2 separate regions of the Homo sapiens genome follow, and region 2 is linked to region 1. The links are chromatin contacts, found by Hi-C or POLR2A ChIA-PET in ENCODE. All regions are on one chromosome and are shown on one strand. Each heading gives the region's core, a stretch centred on a gene start or an enhancer-like site at or near the end of the contact. The rest is flanking DNA. Distances are from core to core; before and after follow the strand shown. Region 1 holds the start of TMEM63A (transmembrane protein 63A). Region 2 holds the start of LIN9 (lin-9 DREAM MuvB core complex component).

Evidence for each region. Hi-C counts contacts between places; a loop is a spot of excess contacts on that map. ChIA-PET counts read pairs that join two places held with the same protein, here RNA polymerase II (POLR2A). Pooled maps may share reads with other maps.
Region 2: a pooled map shows a loop between it and region 1 (4-fold over the local background). The contact joins the promoter of LIN9 here to the promoter of TMEM63A in region 1. A Hi-C loop is called at or near these places in 6 of 50 pooled maps. POLR2A ChIA-PET finds 5 or more read pairs at or near these places in 4 of 52 experiments (H1, HEK293T, PC-9 and 1 more).

The regions. Positions count from the first base shown.
Region 1 is chr1:225,880,163-225,886,347 of GRCh38, forward strand. TMEM63A (transmembrane protein 63A) reads right to left here and starts at 2,218. Exons shown (of 25, transcript NM_014698.3): 1 at 2,142-2,218. LEFTY1 (left-right determination factor 1) reads right to left here. Exons shown (of 4, transcript NM_020997.4): 4 at 6,120-6,185. RefSeq lists enhancers at 1-774, 2,977-3,026, 3,087-3,136 and silencers at 1,627-1,746, 2,307-2,466.
Region 2 is chr1:226,306,517-226,312,701 of GRCh38, forward strand. It overlaps LIN9 (lin-9 DREAM MuvB core complex component), which reads right to left and starts at 2,648. Exons shown (of 15, transcript NM_001366245.2): 1 at 2,593-2,648. The coding sequence starts at 2,623. RefSeq lists an enhancer at 1,781-2,547 and silencers at 2,101-2,330, 2,751-3,000.

The sequences.
Region 1 (6,185 bases), core at 968-3,467:
GAGGTAAGGTCAGGTGGCCAGTCCTGTCTGCCCTCTCCGATGAGCACCCAGGTTAGGGTAGAGCTCTGGGGACCCACAATCTCTCTCAGACCTTTCAGCTCAGTCCCAGCCTGTCCCTGCCCATTAGACACATAAAGTCCAGATCCCCCTGAAACAGCTCCGTCCCTCTGGCTCTCCATGGGACAGCTCCTCTGCATTTTCACAAACAGGCACGCTCTGAGCAGGCAGCTGGGAACACAGACACCATGGGACAGTGCTGCCAGGCTGAGGAGAAGGCAGGGGGAGGGGAGCACCCAGCTGGCAGCTGTATAGAGGAGGCCAAACCAGCAGCTAGGCACTGTGGTTGAAGTGGCACTGCCTGGCTGAGAACCCCTGGCAATATTCAGTCATCCTAGATGTATGTGAATGCCTAGCACTTACCTGTGCCTTCCAGAAATTCTCCATTCATCCCCTTATTCCTACTCAATATGCCGAGGGTAGGAAAGCCAAGAATTACTGCTGAGGCCCAAGAGCCAGAGTGGGCAGCAGGTGACTTCACGCTCCCAACCCAAAGTTCAACCCATGTGCAGGCAAGCGTCTGATTGTGGCCAGTGGGAGAGGGCTAAATCCAACAGCTGGTCTAAATTTGCCAAAGTAAACTACCTATGCTAATCCACTGCCAGTCTCCATTGGCAGCAAGGACTGGCCTGGTGGTCAACTTGACAAGCTCTAGAAATACCAGCAGAATGTTGCAGGAAGTATATGGATATTGTTCGTTCTTGCAAGAAGGCCCGTACAAATTCAGGGTAATTTTATCATCACCAAATCTTTCAATCCTGTGATGACAATAGCGAAACTACAAGCAGCTCCAGGCCTTCTGCCTCAGGAGCTAACTCTGGTCTTTCAGATGCAGAATAAGGTTGCAAAGTAAAGTACAAACTTCTCCTTATGGCAACACCAAACAGGACCCAGTAACCTGGACAACTGTTTACCTCCTACCCTGGAGCACAAAGGAAATGACACAGCCCCTGGCTGAAACCAGAGGCAGTGTGGCTCAGGGATTATGTGAGCAGGCTCTGGAGTTAGGGTCTCAGCACCACGCAGTTCAGACAAGCAGCCTAACCACTCTGTGCCTTGGCTTCCTTCGCCAGGAAATGCGAGTGATGACTTTCTCTCACGGAGCTGTTGGGAGGCACAGATCCCAAACAACACCTGTAAAGCACTTAGCCCAGGACCCGGCCCTAGCAAGCAATTAGAAGCTGTCTGCCTTTATTTTAAGTCGCCCCTCCAGCTAATGGGAAACACAAGGGCAGGATCCCACCTGACGTCTTCTCTGTTAGAGCCCAACGAACAGCTAGGAGAGACCTTTGCCCCCACACTAAACAAAGGAGAGGGGCGTGTGAAGGGAAAAGGAGCCTCGGCTTCCGTTCATATCCCCCTTGAAGGCACAGCAGACTTGAGGATGACCTGAGAGGTGTCAAGGGAGGGTCAGTGGGTCCGCCACGCTGTCCACCCCTGCCCTTGAAGAGGACACCACCTGCCTGGGGCTGAATGACCAAGGCCCCTCCAGGGCCTCAGGTAGCTAGTCTTATCAGGTGCTGGAACCTTTGCGGATTTGGTTTCTTAGCAGAGCTCGCCTCACCCTTTCCGCCCCCGCCCTTCCCCCCAGTCCCCGAGTCCCCAGCCTCCCTCCTCAGGACTCCGCCAAGGCTGCAGGAAGTGGTCACCCAGGAACAGCCCGAGGGGTGGCCTCTGCCTTCCTGGCGTCAGGAGAGTCGGACGCTTGGCCCTTTCCCAGCCCGGCCTCGTATAGGGTCCGAGGAGCCCATAGCTGCACTCCTAGTTAGGTGGGAGGTCGGACTCCGCCGACAAATCCCAAAGAGAGGGGTGGGGAAGAAGGAGATACCAGCCCTGAAAGCGAAAAGCCGGAGAGGAAAGTCCTGAAAAGCCGCCAGGAATTCCCAAGGAGCGCAGGGCTGGAATGGAGGCGCTGCCCGGACCCTCTCCTCCCACCCAATCCCGCGTCGTCACCCCCTGCTTGGGGTCGGGGGCTCTGGGGTCTGCGTAGGCTGGGAGCCGTTCCGGAACCGGACACCTGGCGCGCACGTCCCGGGAAAGGCGGAGGGTGCATTGCCCCTCCTCACGCCCCCTGTCCCCTGTACCTGCGGCGGCGGCGTGTCTGGCGGGACCCAGCAGCGCGGGGCGTGTTCCGACCACTTAAAAGTTACAAAGTGAAACTCCGGCGCCTCCTGCACATGCGCAGAGCTGCGGCCACCCCTTTCCCAATTTGGAGTCTTGGCCCGCGGCGGCGCAAGCCTGTACGCAGCTGACTGCGCCTCCCGCGGTGGCCCTCGGCGGTCCTCTGCCCCGGCCTGGCCTCCTGGTCGCCGCTCAGCCCCGCAGCTCCTCCCGGAGGTCTGCAAGCCCCGGACCGGCCAGCTCACGTCCAGGCTCCAAGAAGGGATCCGCCGGGGCGCACCCTCTTCCGTCCCCCGGCACGAGCCCAGTCTCTGGACGCCTCCGGGAGAACTGGGCCAAGCACAGGGTGGTCGCGGCGCAGGGAGAGCATCTGCAAACGTTGGTCCCTGTAGTGCTTTGAATTTCCCCGAAGAGCTCTTAGACCCGCCCCGGGAGAGTGGGGTTGCGGGGGTGGTAGCATGGGGAGCTCAGCAGGATTCAGCCCGCACCTCGGCTCCGGGTAGTCGGGAACCGCGCGGAGCGCCCTGCAAGAGGCCACGGCTCCCCCGCCGCTGTAGAAGGCCGGACCGTGAAAGCCCGGAGGGTCTCCGTTCGGGCAAAAATGTGGGGGCGGGTCGCAGCATTTCCAACGCCCCCTGGGGCTAGTCCATTACTGCTCGAGCCAGGGCCGCCAAGGGCACCTACTCCAGCCCAGGTCCGAGAGCGCGGCATGCCTCCCGGCCGGGAGCCAAATGTTTCCAGGGAGCCGGTGGCCTCCACAACCGGACCGCAAGCTCGCGAGGGCAGGGCCGGCCCGCCGCGCCAGGGACTGCTGGGCGCTGCGCGGGAAGCGAGGCTGGGTTCGGGGAGGACCGCGCGCCCTGGGAATCAAGGAGCAAACCAACCCGTCCGCAGGCCCCTGTTTCCCTATCTGTGAAATGAGTGGTTGGACCAAAGCTTCCTCTCAGGTCCCTTCCAGCACCCCTCTCTGAGCTCTGAGCAGTCCTCACCCCACATGCATGCCTTTGCAGGTTCTCCGACCTCCCTTCCATTTCTGAGCTTTCATCTTTTTCTGTAACGGCATAAAAATATCCTCCTTATGGCCGGGCGCGGTGGCTCATGCCTGTAATACCAGCACTTTGGGAGGCCGAGGTGGGCGGATCACCTTAGGTCTGGAGTTCGAGACCAGCCTGACCCGCATGGAGAAACCCCGTCTCTACTAAAAATACAAAATTAGCCGGGTGTGGTGGCACATGCCTGTAATCCCAGCTACTAGGGAGTCTGAGGCAGGAGAATCGCTTGAACCTGGGAGGCGGAGGTTGCGGTGAGCTGAGATTTCACCATTGAACTCCAGCCTGGGCAACAAGAGCGAAACTCTGTCTCAAAAAAAAAAAAAAAAAAAAAAAAATTCCTCCTTACCTCCCTGTCCCTGATTCTAGCGCCAGTCTGTGGCTGTCCAGGAGTGGGGTGGGGAGGGTCTCTTCCTGCCTCTCTCAGTTCTTTTCTGTCCCATCTGTCTTTCCCCTTCTCTCCCCAAAGCTCTAGCCACTAGTTATTTTCCAGGGTTTTTCCTCTATGCCCCCCGCCAGTATCATCTCTGCCCTTGTCCCTCCATAGCTGCGCCTGGCCATCCCCCCTCCCTGCTCTCTTACCTCCACATCTGACGGTCTGCAGAGTCCTGGGTGTGGCCCCTGGACTCCCCGTTGGCTCCTTAGACTGTCCCTGTCCAATCTTTCTTCCACTCCCCACTCCCGCACCTGCCTGTCCTCCTTCCTTCCTCAATGAATGGTGCCCCCACCTGTCTGGTCTGTGCCATGGGTCCAGGCAAGTGCAAGGTTCCGGTCTTGGTAATTAGAATGCTGGAGCCACTGACAAAGATTTCAGAGAGAGAAAGGATTTCTAAATTTGTTCTTGAGTAGGTTAAGGTTATTTCAAAATCAAGAGAAGGCCTTGATGGATCGATATGTGAGTTGAGATAGCCACAGCCTTTGTTATGTCAGTTGTGTGAAGTGCTTGTAAAATCACTATTTTATTTTTTAATTTTTAATTAATTATTTACTTATTGAGACACAGTCTCACTCTGTCGCCCAGGCTGTAGTACAGTGGTGTGATCTCAGCTCACTGCAACCTCCACCTCCTGGCTTCAAGCGATTCTCCTGCCTCAGCCTCCCAAGTAGCTGGGATTATAGGCATGTGCCACCACACCCGGCTAATTTTGTACTTTTAGTAGAGACGGGGTTTCTCTATGTTGGTCAGGCTGGTCTCAAACTCCCAACCTCAGGTGATCCTCAGGATTATAGACGTGAGCCACCGCGCCCAGCTGCACAGCTCTTACAGCTATAAATTCCAGATCCTCTGAAGCTTTATTTTCTTCTCTAAGTATAGATGATAATTTTGATCACAGATTTTATTTTGATGCAAGTAGGATTGGAATAAAGCCCAGTCACTATGCCCAGGAAAGTCAAAGTGTCAAGAACAAAAAAATTTCAGTATTGGCCGGGCGCGGTGGCTCATGCCTGTAATCCCAGCACTTTGGGAGGCCGAGGTGGGCGGATCACAAGGTCAGGAGATAGAGACCATCCTGGCTAACATGGTGAAACCCCATCTCTACTAAAAATACAAAAAAATTAGCCGGGCGTGGTGGCGGGCACCTGTAGTCCCAGCTACTCGGGAGGCTAAGGCAGGAGAATGGCGTGAACCCATGAGGCGGAGCTTGCAGTAAGCGGAGATCGCGCCACTGCACTCCTGCCACTGTACTCCAGCCTGGGCGACTCCGTCTCAAAAAAAAAAAAAAAGAAATTTCTGTATCAATTCTGGGAGGGCAGGTACCATAGATTCTAGAATCAGAATGCATTTTATTTTTATTTATTTTATTTTTGAGACAGAATCTCACTCTATTGCCCAGGCTGGAGTGCAGTAGTGTGATCTCAGCTTACTGCAACCTCCGCCTCTTGGGTTTAAGCGATTCTCATGCCTCAGCCTCCCGAGTGGCTGGAATTATAGGCGCACACCACCATGCCCAGCTAATTTTTGTATTTTTAGTAGAAATGCACTCTCACCATGTTGGCCAGGCTGGTCTTGAACTCCTGGCCTCAAGTGATCCGCCCACCTCGGCCTCCCAAAGTGCTGGGATTACAGAAGTGAGCCATCGTGCTGGCCCTGAAAGCATTTTAATCCTAGTTTCATGTATTACCTAACCAAGATCTTTACCAAGTCTTGGCCAACTCAAGCTCCTTCCTTAGTTTTACAATCAGGTTGACCTAATCGCTGTAGAACTTTCTGCTCCTTCCTCAATTTGCAGAGCTTTGATTAAAATGGAAAATTACAGCCGGGCACAGTGGCTTGTGCCTGTAATCCCAGCCCTTTGGGAGACTGAGGCTGCCGAATGACTTGAGGTCAGGAGTTCCAGACCAGCCTGGGCAACATGGCAAAACCCCATCTCTACTAAAAATACAAAAAATTAGGCCAGGTGCAGTGGCTCACGCCTGTAATCCCAGCACTTTGGGAGGCCGAGGCAGGCGGATCACGAGGTCAGGAGGTTGAGACCATCCTGGTTAACACAGTGAAACCCTGTCTCTACTAAAAAATACAAAAAATTAGCCAGGCATGGTGGCAGGCACCTGTAGTCCCAGCTACTCGGGAGGCTGAGGCAGGAGAATGGTGTGAACCCGGGAGGCAGAGCTTGCAGTGAGCCAACATAGCGCCATCTGTACTCCAGCCTGGGCGACAGAGCTGTCTCAATAATAATAATAATAAAAATACAAAAAATTAGCTTGGCGTGGTGGTACATGCCTGTAATCCCAGTTACTCAAGATGCTGAGGCATGAGAATCGCTTGAACCTGGAAGGCAGAGGCTGCAGTGAGCCGAGATTGGGCCACTGCACTCCCGCCTGGGTGACAGAGTGAGACTCTGTCTCAAAAATAATTAATTAATTAAAATAAAATAGAAAATTACAAAATTATAGAATAAAATGTGTTTTATTCATGTTTTACAAAGTCTTTATTATCTGGATTGGGGATGCACAACC
Region 2 (6,185 bases), core at 1,398-3,897, 430 kb after region 1:
CAAGAGATATCAAGAAAGGGAGCTCAGGAAAGATCTGGGCTGAAGATAGCCTTAATTTCCTTATATAAAATGTGAGCACTTACATCAACTGAAATGAAGATTAAATGAGCAAATACATGTAATATCCTTTGCATGGCATCTGGTTCATAGTAAATACTCAATAAATGGTAGCTTTCATTATTGATAATGTTATATCGACTCCTGAACAATATATTAGCTAGCCTCCTTGACTAAATGTGGCCAAAAAACATACTGCTATTTCCAGTATCAAATTGAAATCGCTTTTCCTTTTCAAGACCCTGCTCTAGTTTCAGTAATAATACCTGTTACTTTGCACTAATTCCATAAAAATTATTTATGTATACTTGATTTGTGGCACTGTATGACAAAGAAAGAAAGAAAATCCCTGGTTTCAACAAAGCTGAAGTCTACCTAAACAAGACATACGCTTCACAAATACACACCAATGCACCAGAGATGTCACAAAGTAATATAAATGATTAGGTTATATAATTTGAAAGTGGAGCTGGAATTTGAACCCTAATATAAATCCCAAGTCCCTACAAAGAACCACAGTAAATTCTCAATAAATGCTGGATGATATGAAGCAAATATTCCTAATGGCAGTTGTAAGAAAGCCACTTAAAATGCCTCTCATTACAACAGAATGACTACAGTAACCAAAACAGTAGCTCTAGTGATTGTGACATCCAAGAGGTGATAAGACATGTTTATGATAAAGATACCAAGGATGATGAAAAACATTTTCGGATGACAAGTACACTGTGCTTAGTAGGTCCACACTCATTTGGGAGCATTCTAAGTCACAATCAAGACCAGCTGCGGTGGCTCACGCCTGTAATCCCAGCACTTTGGGAGGCCGAGGCGGGTGGATCACCTGAGGTCGGGAGTTCGAGACCAGCCTGACCAACATGGAGAAACCCCCATCTCTACTAAAAATACAAAAAAATTAGGCAGGCGTGGTGGCACATGCCTGTAACCCCAGCTATTCGGGAGGCTGAGGTAGGAGAATCGCTTGAACCTGGGAGGCAGAGGTTGCAATGAGCCGAGATAGTACCATTGCACCCCAGCCTGGGCAATGAGTGAAACTCCATCTCAAAATAAATAAATAAATAAAATAAATCACAATCAATTGTATTCTACAAATAAACAGTACAGCTCATGACTGGTCAATAGCTGTGCCCTACCCAATACAGTGACTACTAGCTACATGTGACTATGCAAGTTAAAATTAAATAAAATTCAAAATTCAGTTCCTCCATCACTCTAGCCACATTTGAAATGTTCCATGGCTACATATGGCTAGTAGCTTGGCTGCCCTACTGGACATCACAAAAGAGAACAGTTCTATCATGGACAAAGTTCCTTGGGGACTTAGTGCTGCTCTCTATCAAATTTAAAACACAAACACTTTTAATACGACTTTTCACCAGCTTGGCAACTTGAATTTTTAACTTTATAACTTACTAAGAACACATGACCTCACAAAGAAAATGGAATCGGTAGTATGTTGAGTCCTCATTTTTAAGTCCATTTGCCTTGTGCATAGATAAGATTCAATAGTAATTGAGCCTTTCACAAATATGTATAAACTGAATAGTGAAAGTGGATTCAGGACTTTTTTTTGTAATTAAATAACATATTTGTCTTTTCATATAATTTATGCAATATTGTAAATTACAAAATTAAGTTCCATTGCCCTTAAACTATGGAATTGGTGCTTTTACTTACTCAACACAAGTGAGCATACATGTCTTAGATGTCAGGGTGAGTAAACATGGTTAGGGGAGGCAATGCCCTAGGGTGGGTGTCAGGCAGGGTACACGTACGCTGTGTTGGTCACATCCATGCATAAAGGTACCTTTATGGCTCTTAAGACACATATAGAATAAAGTCTGCGGGACGGGGTCTACCTGAACACTGAGTATCCGGGCTGGATGATCTCAGGAAAGGTCCACAGCCACCTGTGGTCCCAGGGGAAGGGGCCAACCCTCTGACACGGAAACACTTCCAGGGGTGGACACACCGGTGGGGGGGTGGGGAGGACAGTGAAGATCACAAGTGCCCGTAGAGGCAGGAGCTGTGACAGGACAAGATCAGAGGCTGGGGCAAGAAGAAGGGGCCGTGGACCACCCCGTGCCCAGCCCGAGCCCTCCCCCGGCCCCGGGACAGGCGAGTTACATAACCCCGGCGGGCGTCTCTCGGCGCCGGGCGAGTGGTGCAGGCGGCGAGGACAGCCCCCGCGCCCAGGGGCCGCTCTTCCCTCCACCTCGGCTGGGGGCCGGAGTGGCGCCAGGGGAGCAGCCACCGCCTCCGCCTGGCACAGGCTGGACTCCCGGGCTCTCGGTTTCCGGCCCTGGCGCTCACACAACCCCAGAAACCAACACACAGACACCATAACAAAGGCGGCGACGCGGCGGCAACACCGGAGTGGGAGGACTAGGGGACCACAGTGGGGCTGGCAGTCAGCCCACCTGCCCAGCGGAGGGCACGGCCGTCCGTCCCGGCCGGTGCAACCGCTGGGCAAGCAGCAGGCGGGAAAAGGGGGGGGTGCTTTGAGGTGCTACTCACTCTCGTCAGGCAACTGGTCGAGCTCCGCCATCTTGAACGAGCCGCGCCGCTTTTTCAAAGGCTGCCCGCCGCGGTGCATTGTGGGGCGGAGACTGTCTTTGCGAGGGAGGTTCGAATGCGGAGCTCGCTGCCCGCGGCGCCGCGCTGCGCTGCTCCCGCCGCGGCTGGCTGAGGCGGGCCCGGCTCCGCCCGCGCCTGCCCGGGGAGGAGGTGCCGCCGAAGGGGGGCCGCGCCTCGCCCCTCCGCCGCCGCCTCCGGCCGAGCCGGGCGGGAGGAAGGGAGGAAGGAGGCCGCACGGCGAGGCCCGGCGCCGGAGCGCGGGGGGAGCAGTACCAGCTCCGGAGTCCCGCCCGGGCCCCGCTCCCGGCGCATGTTCCGCGGCCCGCGCTGCAGCTGCGGGAACTGCAGGCTGTTTGTTCCGAGTGGAGAACGGGAGGGAGGCCCCGGCGGGGGGAAAGAAGCCCTCGGTTCTGGGTCGCATTGCCCGAGGGGGCTCTACGCAAAGTGAAATACTCACAGTTCCCGAAACCCACGTTGCTTGGGCGCCTCCGTCCCCTCACTTTTCCCGAGACCGCCGGCCGCAGCAGCCCCCTGCGCGTCGCGACGTCCGGGACTCGGTCCCAGCGGCCCCTCGCGATCCGGGCACGCCTTTCCCGAATGTTGGAAGCTGAGCTGCGTGCAGCCGGGGAGCGAGACCTTGAGAGGTCATGAAGTTGGTCATTTAGGCCGACAGCTAAAGAACTGTTCTGCTCAGCTGTTTCATCCATTCGACACTAGATCGTGCAGTGGGCTGGAAGAGAATTAGAAAACGAGTAACAGGAGGCTTCGAGAGGATACAGAAAGGAACAGTGACACTACAAGGTGATAAAGTACCTGATCCAAATGTTATGAGAATACTGGACGAGAATTGAACGAAATTGAAAGAAGCCCAAGGAAAAATTTCACAATATCTGTCTGTAACACTTTCCAGTAATAAAACACTGTTGCTTTTCAAAAATTCATTTAACGAATGTCATTGAGCTCCAATCCTTTTCTCCAGGAATTTATGGGGGTTGGAGGAATGAGACCGTTAAGCAGTCAAAAGACAACGTGGGTGAATTCCAGGAACTACAAAGTTAAAAGGCGGTAGACTAAGGTGACAGAGTGGTACACAGAGGCCCGCCCAGGCTAAGGAGTTGAACTTGCTTAGTCCACTGGAGCAGTGGAAAAGTCGGGTGTAAGAGGGGCACGTTTCTATTTGTGTTTTAGAACAAAAATATGGGAAATGGATTGGTGGGGGACAAGATGAGAGCCTAGAAACCAGTCAGGAAGAAGCTTATTTGGGGCATGCAAAGGACAGAAGAGAGATGCCTGCACTGGTAGCTAGAGAGGTGCAGCGGGTGGGCTCTGGAGCCCCAGGGCCTCGATGGGAAGAATCCAGATGGGCTGCTAGTTGTATAATCTCAGGCACGTTGGTTTCTTAACCGAATTCTCTGTGCCTCAGTTTCTTATCTGTAAAATGCAAATAACAGGGTTATTTTGAGGGCTAAACGATTTGATAGATGTAAGGACCTTATACTAGCTGCTAGCACCCATCAGCTAGCCACTATTACCACCATTACCACAGCATAGGCAGTATTAGAGAGAGGTGGCAGCATGCACTCCACCTTTCAAGACGTGGAAAATAAAGGATTGGGTGAGTCACTGGGTGTGAGGAGAAGGAAGTCTCATTGCTGATGCCAGCTCTGTGCCTTGGGTAACTGGGTGCTGCCATGCTAAGGTAGGAGGGAGAGCAGGGAGTGAGCAGGGAGGGTGAAAGTTCAATTTTACAAAGTAATCCTTCCTTCAGAGCTAGCTTAACCTCTCCTTTGCCTTCTAAACACACTCTGATCTGCTCCCTAAGAAGATTAAAACACTGGTCCTTGTTGTCAGCACCTAGGGGGTGCTTCAGCAGCTTGCACTTCAGTATCAATTTGGAGATGAGATCAAGAAAAGGTCAGCCCTTTAAGAATGGAAGAATAGAAATTAAAAAAACATGAGAGGTTACCAGAGTGGGAGAAGCAAAAGCTTTGTGAATGTCATGATAGTCAAGGTGTCATTAGACCAAGGCAAACCTGGTTTTATTCTGAGGCAGTTTTCATGTACACGCAACAACACAACTACTGTTTAAATCAATGTTTTTAGGCCCTTGCCTGATAATCTGCATTTTAAACAAAAACTTTGACTCTTCTCATAAATCCAAAGCCTGAAGCTGTATCCTAGCCCCAGATCTAGCGCTTAGCTGTGTGATCGAAGCCAAGGCACACCTAACTCTTCAATAAGTTTCGTTATTGAATATTTATGACAGGTTTTACAATGATTGGCTTACTTGATTCTCCCAACAACCTGGTAATTTGTCCAAAGACAATGGCAAGCAAGTGCTAGAATCAGGAATCTAGCCCACTTTTCGGTGCCTCAGTGACTCCCTCTGTGATGGGAGGATTACACGTATGTCTTTGTCCATTTGTGCTGCTATAACAAAACATCTGAGACTGGGTAATTTATAGACAACAAGAATTTTTTTTTTTTTTTTTGAGATGGAGTTTTGCTCTTGTCACCCACGCTGGAGTACAATGGTGTGATCTCGGCTCACTGCAACCTCTGCCTCCTGGGTTCAAGCGATTCTCCTGCCTCTGCCTCCAGAGTAGCTGGGATTACAGGTGCCTGCCACCACTCCTGGCTAATTTTTGTGTTCTTAGTAGAGACAGGGTTTCACCAGTTTGGCCAGGCTGGTCTTGAACTCCTGATCTCAAGTGATCTACCTGCCTCAGCCTCCCAAAGTGCTGGGATTACAGGCATGAGCCACCGTGCCCAGCCGACAACAAGAATTTATTTCTCACAGTTTCAAACGCTGGGAAGTCCAAGATCAAGGTGCCAATGTTGGTGTCTGGTGAGGGCAGCTCTCTGTTTCCAAGATGGTGGCTCGTTGCTCCATCCTCTGGAGGGGATGCATGCTGTGTCCTCACATGGTAGAAGGGACAGAAAGGCAAGAGAACACCTCCTTCAGTCTTGAGCCCTTTCATAAGGGTGCTAACCCCATTCACGAGAGCAGAACCCTCATGACTTAATCACCTCCCAGAGGCCACACCACTTAATACTGTTGCATTGGGGATTATGTTACAACTGAATTTTGGAGGGAATACCATCATTCAAACCATAGCAACATGCAACACAGGGGTATTAAGTTTCCTGCAATCACTTATTCCAATTTAAAATGACATGACTGTGTGTGGTGTTTGCTTTTTAAAAAAAACAAACCACGGTGTGGATAAGGTCATTAAGTCATGAAAAACCTAAATAAAAATACACCATAAGAAACATCTCATGTACCATCATAAATATATCCACCTACTATGTACCCACAAAAATTCTAAAAAATTTTAAAAATACCATAAGAAAAATAAACATGGCCACGTTTTAGAAATACCAGGTTTGACCATTTCTAGTCCTGTGGCCTATTTATCAATTATTGGGTTGGATTATTTTTGTGAAAACAGTTGCAATGACTAAAGATAAAATGTGTGTGTTGGGGGCCTGGTGCAGTGGCTCACACCTGTAATCCCAGCACTTTGGGA